Linked DNA regions of Mus musculus: region 2 is linked to region 1. A link is a contact called in ENCODE Hi-C or POLR2A ChIA-PET data. All regions are on one chromosome and are shown on one strand. Each heading gives the region's core, a stretch centred on a gene start or an enhancer-like site at or near the end of the contact. The rest is flanking DNA. Distances are from core to core; before and after follow the strand shown.

What was found. A loop is a pair of places that touch in the nucleus more often than their neighbours do. ChIA-PET counts read pairs that join two places held with the same protein, here RNA polymerase II (POLR2A).
Region 2: a map of heart shows a loop between it and region 1 (7-fold over the local background). The contact joins the enhancer-like site here to the promoter of Phlda1 in region 1. A Hi-C loop is called at or near these places in 13 of 37 maps with a recorded cell type or tissue (Patski, T-helper 1 cell, gastrocnemius and 3 more). POLR2A ChIA-PET finds 5 or more read pairs at or near these places in 2 of 5 experiments (Patski and embryonic stem cell).

What each region holds. Positions count from the first base shown.
Region 1 is chr10:111,503,636-111,510,041 of GRCm38, reverse strand. It overlaps Phlda1 (pleckstrin homology like domain, family A, member 1), which reads right to left and starts at 3,756. Exons shown (of 2, transcript NM_009344.3): 1 at 2,394-3,756; 2 at 1,393-1,982. The coding sequence starts at 3,637. The coding sequence ends at 2,420.
Region 2 is chr10:111,540,339-111,546,744 of GRCm38, reverse strand. No RefSeq gene overlaps it. Among named protein-coding and RNA genes, the nearest start is that of Gm30193, 30 kb to the left of the region's middle. Within about 2 kb of position 2,764, at least 3 of the 3 ENCODE cell types and tissues checked have a DNase peak (open chromatin) inside an H3K27ac peak, as active enhancers do; they include gastrocnemius, heart and left cerebral cortex, where a contact is called at or near this core.

The DNA.
Region 1 (6,406 bases), core at 2,507-5,006:
AACCTTTGGAGGAATATTTTCACAACTACAAATCAGGCAGCCCTGAAAGTGAGAATTCACCCCCCAACACACACACACACACACACACCTGCAACTTTTCAATTAAATTGTGACTTCAAAATGAATGACAGCATTTGTCTGACTGAATCTCCTTTCCCGACAAAAGATGAGAAAAAAAAAAGACATCTCGTTTCTTAAAACCAGCATTCCAGTTTGGAAGCTGGAGAAATGCTAACCGAGACCCTGAGAAAGGGTCAGGACAAACAGACCAGTCAGGCATCAAGGAAGTGACTTTCAACCCCTAGAGACTTTGGTATTATCCCGGGACTCCTTCTCCACTGAAGTAGTGCCTGCCTTTGTGACTCTTGACTGTCCCTTTGATTTTACACAGTGGAGGGTTTGTTCTACCTTTAAAAGCACAGCCTTTCCCTCCACCCCCACAACATCCTGACGGTTGAACAAGAGTTTGTTTTCTTTACTGACAATCTCCAGCCGTGGTTCTCAACCTTCCCAATGCTGTGACCCCTTAATACAGTTCCTTTGTCCTAGATGCACCCTGAGAGTGATTTGTAAATATTTCAAAGGAGTTGGGATGTTGCAGGGAGTCCCCCTAGTCATTGCAATATCCTAACTGTGAATTTGCTGTTATGAGTCATAATGTAAAGATCTGATATGCGACCTCTTGTGTTGACCCTCAAAGGGGTCAAGGCCCACAGGTTGAGAACCACTGAACTCGGCTTCTCTAGACTTTTTCTTTCCTTCCAAATGGCGAATTTAGCCACCTCACCAAAACAGGGACGGTCCAGACATCCCCCAGAGCAGGAAAGGGAAAAGTGTCGTTTTCTCTGCCCAGTCTTATTTTCAGGATGAAATTTAAAATGTTATGGTACCCAGTCCTTTGAAATATTTACAAATCACTCTCAGGGTGCATCTAGGACAAAGTAAAAGGCTAAGAAAATGTGGCCCAAGTGACTATGCAGAGGTCTTGGTGCTGGGTAAAAATACTCTCAAGTGGGGCACCCCCTAATTTTAAAATGGAAGCACTAATACTCACAATCAAAATGAGATTTTGTGGTGCTAGGATTGAATCCCCGGGGCACCCGAGCCCAGCTCTCTGCTCCAGGTCTCTACATTTGGTTTCCTATGCAGCCACTACAACCCCCCCACCCCCCAGCAGACTCCACTCACCACACCCCCAAGCCAGGCCTCAGGCTTCCCGCTGGGGTAGCATTTAAATGTTTTCAAACCCAGTGTCATTCATACTGATTTCTTCCTAGAAAAAGCAGGATTGTAACCACCAGGTTTTCATAATTATACACTCTGACCCACTCAGCTTTAGAAAGAGACATCTGTACACACTACATAGCACGTCTATGAAAAAGAGACCTTTAGAAACTGAAAGTAATATCAGAATTTAATTTCAACGTCTTCAAATACAATGAAAGAGTCGACTTTATGAGAATGTCCTGGGAATACTGAACCCATTTTTTTTTCATGTTTGCCCCCCTCCACCACCCCTTTCCCTTTTTCTCTTCCAAGATCAGGGCTTACTAAGAAATCTGTTTCTGAAAATAAAGTTTCTTTTTTTTTTTTCTTTTTTTCTTTTTCTTTTTGGCGAGGAGGGGGAGGAGGTGGCCTACATTCAGAAATGTCTTAGATTAGGCATAAAAAAACTAATAAATAATCATAATCCAAAATAACATTAAAATAAAATTACAGTACATAAATTGTTCCTACAAAGGTCCATTACGTTAGGTGATCCTTCCAAAGGTCCATAAATAAAGTCATCTCGACGCAAAATCTGCTTCCTGCAACTGTGATGAACATTATGCAGAAAACTACGAGGGAACTGCAAGCGCGCGTTATCCGTCGGGTGAAGTCCAAACTACTTGATCAGGCGCGGGGTGGGGAGACTCTGTTGGTTTTGATCCAAGTGAACTGAATAGCAATGCACTCTTCCCACTTTCCGAAGTCCTCAAAACCTGGAAAGAAAGGACACGGAATGAAATGAGTGACTCAGGAGTCAAGACCCTGTTCCCTCCCGGCCAGTACAAAGGACCGAGTGCCCAGAAGGACACCAAGGTCTTTACGTTGGTGCGGAGGCACACAATAAAGCAGCCCAAAGGAGGATGGCACTGAACAAGAGTGATCACCACGGTGGTGGGTAGGTGGTCCCCGTGCCCTGCTCCCTGGCGGAATTCCTCCGGCTCTTCTCTCCCCGCCCTGCCTCTACAAGCTCCGGCTTGCCCATCTTCTTTCCACCTCTCCAGAAACTTGAAACGATTTTTTTTTTTAAACTTTGCTTCGGGAGCGAAATCGGTCAACAAGCTTCCTACTCTTCCCAACAGCCATGCTGGCACGTTTCTAGGTGTCCCAGGTTGCCAGGACCTTACCTTGAGTGGCCCGGGTGCCGCCCTCTTCAGGCAGAGTTGGAGGTGCTGCGGAGAAGCCGGTGACCCTGCGGCTGCGAGTGAAGAGGCTGGTGCGCGTGCTGGAGTTGGTACGGGTGAGGGTGAGGGTGAGGGTGCGGGTGCGGGTGCGGGTGTGGGTGCTGGTGCGGGTGAGAGTAAGGATGAGGATGCGGATGCGGGTAGGAGTGGAGCTGTTGGGGTTGGGGTTGGGGCTGAGGTTGGGGCTGAGGTTGGGGCTGGGGTTGGGGTTGAGGCTGGATCTGCGGCTGGGGCTGGGGTTGGATCTGCGGCTGGGGCTGGGGTTGGATCTGCTGCGTCTGCGGAGGCTGCTGCTGGACCAGGTGCTGCTGCTTCTGCCTGGTAGACTTGACCGCCAGTATGGCCTGGCGATTTTTGTACTGCACCATCTGCAACGTGATCTCGGCGTTCCAGCCCTGGTCCTGGGGGCACCGAAAGTCGATCTCTTTGCCCTCCGTCATCACCACAGTGAAGTACATGTACTTGCCCTTGCGCTCCACGCAGTCTACAGTCTTCATATTGGAAAAGTGCAATTCCTTCAGCTTGACTGGTGGCTCAAGGCTGGCGACGGTGGGGCCACTAGGTTGGGACGGTTCGGCCGTCCCCTGCCCGGGCTGTTGCTGCTGCTGCTGCTGTTGTAGCTGCTTGGGCGGTATGAGCAGTAGCCCTTCCTCGGTGAGGATGCAGCACTTTTTCTTCCAGAGCTGCAGCAGCCCGTCGCTTCGCTTTTCCAGCACTCCTTCCTTCAGCGCCTTGCAGCCGCTGTTCTCCAGCATCCTTCCGGCATAAGGGGTGCTGCTGCTCCGCTCGGCCTTCAGGCTTCCAGACGCTCCGGCTGGGGGTAGCAGTAGCAGCCCTGCGCCGTCCTCGCCCCAGCGGCTTCCGCGGCCGCCCGCCCGGAGCGCGCAGAGAAGGCTGACTCGCAGGAGACAGAGCGGTGGCGGCGGCGGCGGTGGCTCGGGGTCCCGGCAGAGGGACAGGCGCGTCCTGACTCGCCACAAGATCCCGGAGCCGTGAGCGGGCTGCTCTCTGCCGTCCTCCGGCGAGCGCTCACTGAAGGGCACTGGCCGGGGCCCCTCGCGGCGCTTTTCAATGGGCCACCCTCCCCACCCCCGAGTGACACCCAGCGGAAAAGGCGGCTCCTGGCGCCCGCGCCGCGGGGGAAAACCCAGCTCCGAGAGGCGCTCGGCAGCCGGCGTACGCCTCATTAACTTGGGGCCTTCCCAGAGCCCGCCGCGGACACGCCCCCCGCCGCCGGCTCCGCCCCAGCCCCGCCGCCGGCTCCGCCCCCGCCCCGCCCCACCGCCCACGGCCGCCCGCGCCGCCTGGAAGCAGGTTCTGGAAACTCCTGGAGGCTCCACGCGGTCGCTGAGGTCGCCGCGGCTGCCGGGCGGCGACTGCCGACGCCCAGAGGGCGCCGAAAAACCATCCCCCCACGGACCGGCCCTTCCTTAGCAGGTGGGCTCTCCGCTGCGGGGGTGGGTAGCAGATCCAGGCAGGCCTGGGGAGCCACCCCTGGGGTCAACGCGGAGCCGACTCCAGACAAGGGCATAAAACTTAGGGGACGAAGTTCCATAGCGGGCATTACCCCCCCCCCCCCCATAGCTATGTAAACATCTCAGGGAACAAAACCCAAGAGTGCTTCGAGCTTTTTTGTTGTTGGTGTTGTTCAGCCATTAAATAAATAGTTGTTCCTGGGGGCAATTAGCTAAGGCAAAACAATAAAGCTACCAGTTTGTAGTGACAGGGAAATAAGGGTGGACTCACTCCAGGTATACATTCTTGACTTCCTTTCCTGCCACAGAACACAGGCAAAATAGCCAGACTCACCAAGCGGTTTTTGTTTTTGTGAGTGTATGTTTTGCTTGTGTGTGTGTAGTACGTATTGTATGAGAACGCAGGTCAGAAATCAGCAGATCCCTAGAACAGGTTCTGGGAATTGAACCTCTGCGAGGAGTGCCATCTCTCTAGGCCCTCGGGTTTCCTTCTAGATCAGACCTTGCAGTCCACAGCAGTAGCAGGGTAGGCAGATGTCCAGCATTGGGAGGTCATACACACAAGCCTTGGCGAATGTCCTACAAACACCTGTGGGAATCTGACTCTGGAAAGTCCTAGTCTCCGTCTTGCCTTTAAACCTTTCCTGATAAGGTAGACTATAAAGCACAGATCTAGTCTCCAGTTTGGGAAAATAACCTCTAAGCCTCCTCTCACCATAAGGAGATAGGACAAAACAGGCTGTTGGTCAGACAAGGGCTGCTGCCACACCGCCAGGAAGAATCAGGAATCCAATCGAAGAGAATGTCGAGGATGAACTATTCAAAGTCTTTCGTGTGTCGTGCTATGAAACTCGAACTTAATCTGAGAGCTAACAGAAATGTCTTCTCGAAAACAGAGTTCTTGGACCTTCACCCAAGGTTCTGATCAAATGGACCAGTTCAAAAAAAACAATTCTGAGTCTTACATTTGGACTCATTTTACAGCCTTTCGTTTTTGTTCCCCATTCCCCCCCCCCCCCAAAAAAACAAATGTAAAGATTTCTAATGTGATCATGCATAAGCATTATCTTTGTGTATACCAAGAATAGACTTGTAATTCTGATTACTAACCACCTTAATTTCTTTCCCCCACCTCTGTAGAACAGGTCAGCACTCCAGAGTTCCTATACTACCAGCTGTCTTTTTTCAGCAGAACAGCATTCTCTTGTTATCTGGAAAGTGCATTTATAGTATCCAGAGTCCCTAAAGCCAGGTAGAGGTTTGTAGCCAACACAGAGAGGCATAGTTGAGAAAGGTATCCCATTTGGAAAAGCACTGAACTGTGAACTGTAGCCCAGTTTACCAGGCACTATTTTTCCTAAAACAGTTGCAAATGCCCAGTCATCATAGATTTCCAACGTGTTCACTTCATTCTGACTAAAGACTTTAAAATTCCCTGATTCCCTCTGGCTGTTTCACAATTAGTATTTCTGTGGTAAGCTATGTGTACATTGACCACAATAAGTTCCATTATTGGAAATTTAAGTTTCAGAATTTTGTAGCCTGAAACTCTGCTCTGTTTATTTCAACTGCCACCTCACTTAACTGGCTAGAGAGACTTTTTCCTAAAGAAAACAAACAAACAAACAAAATCCTCAAAAGATAAATCGTCAGAAAATGCAGGAAACATTAAAAATGTTTTCCTTTACATAATTAATGGTTCATTCAACTTGTTTTTAAGGTGTTCTGTTTTCCACCTTCCTGGCATAGCCAAGTACTTATTGCCAAAGAGTGAAGCAGATTCCCCAAGCTAGATACTCAGTAGCTCTTATAAACGCCTGATACTCAGTAGCTCTTATAAACGCGCCTTTGACTTTAAGAACTGATCACGGAAAATGGGATATTTTACTTAAAAGGACCCTGAAAAGAAAACTCTAGTTACCATGTAACTAGGAATCAGTAAACATACAAAAGGTCTTCTGGGATGAACTGGTTTAGACACTAGAGCTCCAAGCCTTAGGACCCAATTTCATGAAAATGTCTACTCAGGACACACCCACTGAGGACTCTAAATACACCACCTACATGGCAAGCAGAGAACGAATGCATTCATCACCAGCACCCTGCACTCTGATGGACAAGGGGCCTAGACAGCTCAGAGGGCGGGAGGGAGGGAAGCAAGGTCGGGTGTGGGCAACAGACCAGCTCCGTGCACAAGCTGTGTTCTGCCGTAATCCCAGACCTCGCTTCCCAGTTTCCTGTGTCATCAAGGTTTTTTTTTTTTTTTAACTACTTCAACACATGGGTCATAAAGATTGCAAATGCGTTGAGAACACGTGCCTTTCACCATTCTTTCCTCTCAGTACCTAGCCAGCAAACCCTATCTGCACTTGGTGTATCTTTAAAACGTACTACAGCACGCACTAAACTTGACTCATATTATTCCCTAATTACCATATACATTGAATCCCATGGGGCTTGGAGTTTTTTAGCAATAGTGTT
Region 2 (6,406 bases), core at 1,515-4,014, 38 kb before region 1:
CCCTAGTTCAGCAGAGAATATTCCAGATCAAGGAAGATCTAAAAGCCCCCCCCCCAAAAACTACACAGAAATAGCAAGTGAGAAGTTGAGGGTGGGGAGGGGAACCCTGGAACTAGAAAAAGGCTCCTGTCACGAGTGGGTTCTGTAGATTTTGACATTGCTGGGCTGTTTCCCACTAAAGTTAGAGAAAAGAGCCTAGAATAAGGAGGGGCTCAGTCTTCCCTGCGGGAGCTATGTAACTCTACTTGCAGCCTAGAAACTGCAGCACGTAGGAGGACCACTGTAAGTGTCATGCAGTGTCATGCTTGGACCACTGCAGCGTCAGGCTTGGGCCACTGCAGTGCCATGCTTGGACCACTGCAGTGTCAGGCTTGGACCACTGCATTGTCATGCTTGGACCACTGCAGTGTCATGTTTGGACCACTGCATTGTCATGCTTGGGCCACTGCAGTGTCAGGCTTGGACCACTGCAGTGTCAGGCTTGGACCACTGCAGTGTCAGGTTTGGACCACTTCAGTGTCATGCTTGGACCACTGCAGTGTCAGGCTTGGACCACTGCATTGGCATGCTTGGACCACTGCAGTGTCAGGCTTGGACCACTGCAGTGTCAGGCTTGGACCACTGCAGTGTCAGGTTTGGACCACTGCATTGGCATGCTTGGACCACTGCAAGTGTCTTGCTTACTTCACCTCCACAGTGTTATCATTCTAAATGTATGTTTTAGCAGAAGTGCTCTTAGTTCACGACTGGAGACATGGGTTAGCAGTTCTGTGCAATTCTGAGAAGAAGAAAGACTACTACACACACACAGAGCTAGCCCCGTGTCCCCTGTGGTCATTACTTAACACAAATGAATTACACGGTGCCATGTGCAGAAGATAAAGGTGATACTGCCCTGAAAGTAATTAACCAGCACACAGACATAATCACAAAAGCAAGGGAGTGGCTACCACAGATAGGGGTACCCCAAGGAGTGGCAAGGGCGTTGTCTGGAAGGCAAACAAAGGAGGGGCTTCTGGGCTGGACCTGTTTCATTTCTTGATGGAGGGTGTTTGGTTGATAATTATTTCTTATACTGTGCACTTAGTTTTCTGTTTGTATATAAAGGCAAAAACAAAACAGTGACCTCCCTTCATTGAGGAAACAACACCTTGATAGGGACCTCAGTGTGAAGTACAATTGTCATCTTCCTTAGCTGATGTCTGCTGTCGCCATATGCTGTCCTTCTGGAAGGCGGATTTTTTTTTTCTTGAGGATCCATGACTACACTTCTCTGAATAGTTTAGTCTAAATGACATGAGAGCATATTTTTATTTTGTGTGTGTATATGTATATGTGTTCATGTTCATGTGTCTCCATATGTGCACATGTGTCAAAGCCAAGTCATCTTCATGAGTCATTCCTCACACGCATTCCACCATATTGTTGCTGTTTTCTAGCATTTATTTTATTTTTTTTATGTTTTGTTTTGTTTTTTGTTTTTGAGACAGGCTTCTCTGTATAATCCTGACTGTCCTGGAACTTGATCTATAGGCCATGCTAGCCTTGGATTCAGAGATCCATCTGCCTCTGCCTCTGTCCCCTATCCCAATTGCTGGGATTAAAAGCATACACCACCAATGCCCGGTGATTTTTAGTTATGTGGGCGTGTATCTCTGTGTGGGTATGTTCATATGTAGGTAGGTACCTAGAGAGACCAGGCTAGGGTGTCAGATAATCTCTAACTGAAGTTACAGTCAATTATGAGCCATCCCAGGTCAGTGCTCGGAACTGAACTTACATCATCTGCAAGAGAAGTACTTACTCAGAACCACTCAGCTGTCTCTCCAGCCCCATCCTGTTTTATGAGACCAAGTTTTTCATTGGCCTGTAGTTTACAGATTAGAGTAGGCTGGTTGGCCAGCAACCCCAGGGAATCTCTCTTTCTCTATCTCTTGGCACTGAGATTACAAGTATCAGCCAGGCAGCACATCTAGCCTTTTGTTTGTTTGTTTTTGTTTTTAGAGACAGGGTTTCTCTGTATAGTCCTGGCTGTCCTGGAACTCACGTTGGAGATCAGGCTGGCCTTGAACTCGGAGATCCAGCTCTCTGCCTCCCGAGAGCTGGGATCAAAGGCGTGCATCTCCACCATCACCCAAACCACATCTGGCTTTTTCATGTAGGTTCTGGGGATTTGAACCCAAGCCATCATACTTATGCAACATGCACTTAACCCACTGAGCTATTCCTCTAGCCCCTGGAAAATGTATTAATATAAGAGCACATTTGAGGTCTATTTTAAGTGTCTGCCAATTCTGGAGTCAGAATTCAAGGAGACCACAAAAGATGATAATGTTATCCAAGCAAACAGGACAAAGAAAGAGGGCACAGATGGGCTTATAACACCACAGGAGGAAAATACAAAAATTGTAAGGGCTCTTAAGAACTCTGTTCTTCTAACGGAGAGGGGGCATAGCAGCGCCTTGGGGTTCATGTAAAGGAGCCCCCACCCCAGTCCCATACTTGGCATCCGAGTGACTCATCCAGAAAGCTATCCACTGCGTGCAGCAAAGAGGAAATGAATCATAGGAGTTTCTGACCTTTGCCCTTGTCATTCTTCATGGCAGTGGGGGCTGGGAGGGGGAACCACCCACAGACCGGCTCACAGTGCTGGAGAAGAGGCAGGTCAAACAAGGCACACACAGAAATGATGCAAATGCATTGGCTGGGAGAGCTGGAGACTCGGGTCAGGAGAGACAAGCTCAGCAAATACAGACAGTCATTCTATGATACAGAGAGCAGAGCCTATGCGTTGGCACGGATGGCAGTTAGCAGTGCCCAGTGGTGTCTTGTGCAGTCATGTGAACTTCTCACACTCCTAGCCGGGGTGGGAATGGGGGCAGCACAGAGGAGAACCATGACCTTTGAATTCCCATCTTACATCTGGCATTTAGAGAATTTGCTTGGCTTGCTTAGAGGAAGTCCACTGAGCTCCCGCCAGTGTGCAAGTGGGAAGGCATCTGTGATTCAGAGATTCAAAAGATGGAATCCCAGAGCCTTGCCTCGGGAAAGGCAGTGAGCTTCCAGTACCAGGCTGGCGCATCAATGGCATCTCAAGAGGAATCGAACACGTGTAGGGGTGGTTGAAGTTTGAAATAAAAGCAGAATGGGGTCCTTCCCCGATGCTAATAGGAAAGCAAAATACAGTTCTCTCAAAGAACATAGACAGAGCCAAGAGTAAAAGGGCAGTGAAGGCCACAAGGCAGAGCTTTAAATTGCCATCTAACTGTGTGCTTCTCGATGCCTGCATTTGAATCTATTTGAGCTCAGTGTGTGGAGGTGAGAGTGTGCAACTTCTCTGCTCACACTTCAGCTTAGAAAATGGTTAGCTACGTGTCTGAAAAGTACTTCCTCGGGCCAAGGTAGGTTTTTAATGTAATCTCTCTCCTCATCTGGGTCTACAGATGGTAGCTCAGCTTGCTAGACTCATTATGAAAAGAAGACACGGTCCCTCAAAGCAGCACACTTCACTAGGAAAAAATACTCCTCATAATTACAGAAGTGGGAGTCGGGGGTGTTCATGAAACCTGCAGCTCGGTTCACGGCCTTCTGTGCTTGGTGCAGAGGCACTGTATAGTGGATGATGCTCTGACCATTTCTCAAAAAGGAAGCCTGGGATTGATCCTCGATGCATCCCTCTCTCCCATCCGAACTGCCCACTAAATACTTCCACATTCCTTCTCCTTGCTCCCCCCAACAGCAGTTGGCTTGCTTAAGTGACAAAGAGGAGACAGTTTGTTCCAGTCAGGCAGGCAGCGTCTATTGCTTCTTCGCCTTCAGCATTTATCACTGGTAATGGAAGTTCCTCAGGCTCCTGTCATGGTACAGAGTTGCAGCAACCAGGGAGCCTCAGGGGCTCCTAACTTCTCAGAGACTCGACTCAGGCAGACCCAAGACCCATGACTGTAATGCAGAAAAGAATCCAGGCCGGGTGGTGGTGGCGCACGCGTTTAATCCCAGCACTCAGGAGGCAGAGGCAGGTAGATTTCTGAGTTCGAGGCCAACCTGGTCTACAAAGTGAGTTCCAGGACAGCCAGAGCTACACAGAGAAACCCTGTCTCGAACCCCCCCCCCCAAAAAAAAATTAACAAAAAAACTTAATATGGACATCAAATACTAGGTCTAGAATGTTTTCAGCCTCTGAGACTTACTGCCAAATAAGCTCACACTTTCAAGGTTTTTTGTTGTTGTTGTTTTTTGTTTTTTCTGAACTCTGGCTAGCTGACCAACTCCTCTGTTCTGGCTCAAACTCCTCTCCAAACTGACTGATTCAAATTCTCTTAGCTTCTAACTTAATTGCTCATACTAACTTTGGCAATCTATTCTAATCTTTTGACTCCTTCTCACTCTCTGGCTCATTCTGTCTTCACCTGTGATTAGCTGTTCTCTCTTCAACCTATCTCTGTAGAACTTTCCAGGTAAAACTCTCCTCCCTTTCTCTGTCCTGCTTTCTCTTAAGTCACCTCTCTTCACTGTTTTTGTGAGAGTTGGGCATAGCCTATCTGTCAAATCTTTCTCTGATTCGTCACTTTGTCTGCCACTCAATTAGACAAATCACTTTCAAACATGGGTGCTTCCTTCTACAAACAACTTTACCTTCATTGTTTGGGATTAAAGGTGTGTGCTGTATTCCAGGTATGCTGTAAGGGTATGTCTGTATTCCAGCCATGCTGTGAGGGTGTGTCTGTATTCCAGGTATGCTGTAAGGGTATGTCTGTATTCCAGCCATGCTGTAAGGGTGTGTCTGTATTCCAGGTATGCTGTAAGGGTATGTCTGTATTCCAGCCAGAGTAGCCATGTAGCTGGGTTAAAATCCCTCTACACTACAGTGTTTCTCTAATAAGCACAAAGCCCTGAGCTCCATCCTCAACACTGCATAAACTGGGCATGGTGGCACACACCTGCAACACGTACTCGGGAGGTAGAGGCAGGAGGATTAGAAGTTCAAGGTCACCTTCTGCTACATATTGAGTTCGGGACAACTGGGATACATGAGACCCTGGCTCAAAAAAAAAAAAATGTTTCTAAGTAACTATTACCTATTTATTTCTTCTCAGACACCAGGTTTCCTGCTAAGTTGTTGTTGTTTTTTTTTAATAGGCATCAGTTCTTCTAATCTCACAGTAATCATATTAGAGAAATAATATTTTGATATTGCTCCTAATAGATGAACAATCATGAGTTAGCTTATATAACTTGCCACGAATCAGGCTAATTAGTGAAGAAACCAGAATTGAAGCCAGGGCTATTCACCTTCAAATTCCAAGCTTTTAACTACACACTGTGGGCCCCAGGGACTGGGTGCAGATCTGGCAGCCATGGGCTTGTATATTTGTTGTCACATCAATTCCTGTCCCTCTTCCTTGTGTCTGAGTACATAATAATCGTAGTAGACTGCAGATGGGAAAAATACAGAAGTCTTGTTCCCATGTGTCATCTCTACATCTTTTTATTTCTTTCCCTTGTATAAGAAAGAAGGGAAGCTACAGCAACAAACATTCTAGCAGCTTCTAGCCTATTTCCTTGCTCCCCGATATGGGAAATGTGACCTTTGAGAACAGATTGACTTTTCAAGCTTGACCAGTAAAAGCTCCAACCGAAACACCTCATCAAGCACACATTGAGAGGGGCCAATTGAATTCTGGGCCTCACTTACAATTCATCTTCTGACCTTCTGTTGTGAACTGTAGTCAAGACGATCATCCCATCTTCCGCCAGAATTTTAACAAACAATCCTCACAGTGGCCCCTTAAAGGCATTAGGGTTGTGACAATCACCCTAGCATTCCCAAGCATAAGCGCATGCTCCGCATCAGCGCATGCTCCTTAGAGCATGACGCTGTGCGGAACCTTTGGCGTTTCGGGATGCCTTGTATTCACATCTGAGCAGCTAAGGCTGGGCACTGCACATCTTTGCAAGGAGATTTACCCATATCACACATCAGAAAAGGGCCAATCACTGAGACATCAGGAAATAAAGAGTAGAGCTGGCCCTTCACCAGGCACTCAGGGGTGGGGGGTGGGGTGGGGAACATGCTAAAGAAATCCATAGTGATAGGCATAAAGAAGAGGCTACTGTCTGACCCAGAATTATGACAGAACCTGCACCAAGTGACTTGAACCCTATAGGCCTCTTACAACATCCGATTGCTGGATCACGTGATCTCATTCCAAACCAACACCAATGGGAAAGTCCTGAAGAACATTTGGTAATCTCGACCAAAACACTAATGGTGTCTCACTCCACCGGAGGTCACAGACAACACAGACAGGCGCCACAACTTGTCCCAACTAGGATTCATTATTAGGAATGTATACAATCGCTTCCTGCATGAAATCAAAAACCCACCAAGAGCGAACAGCAACCC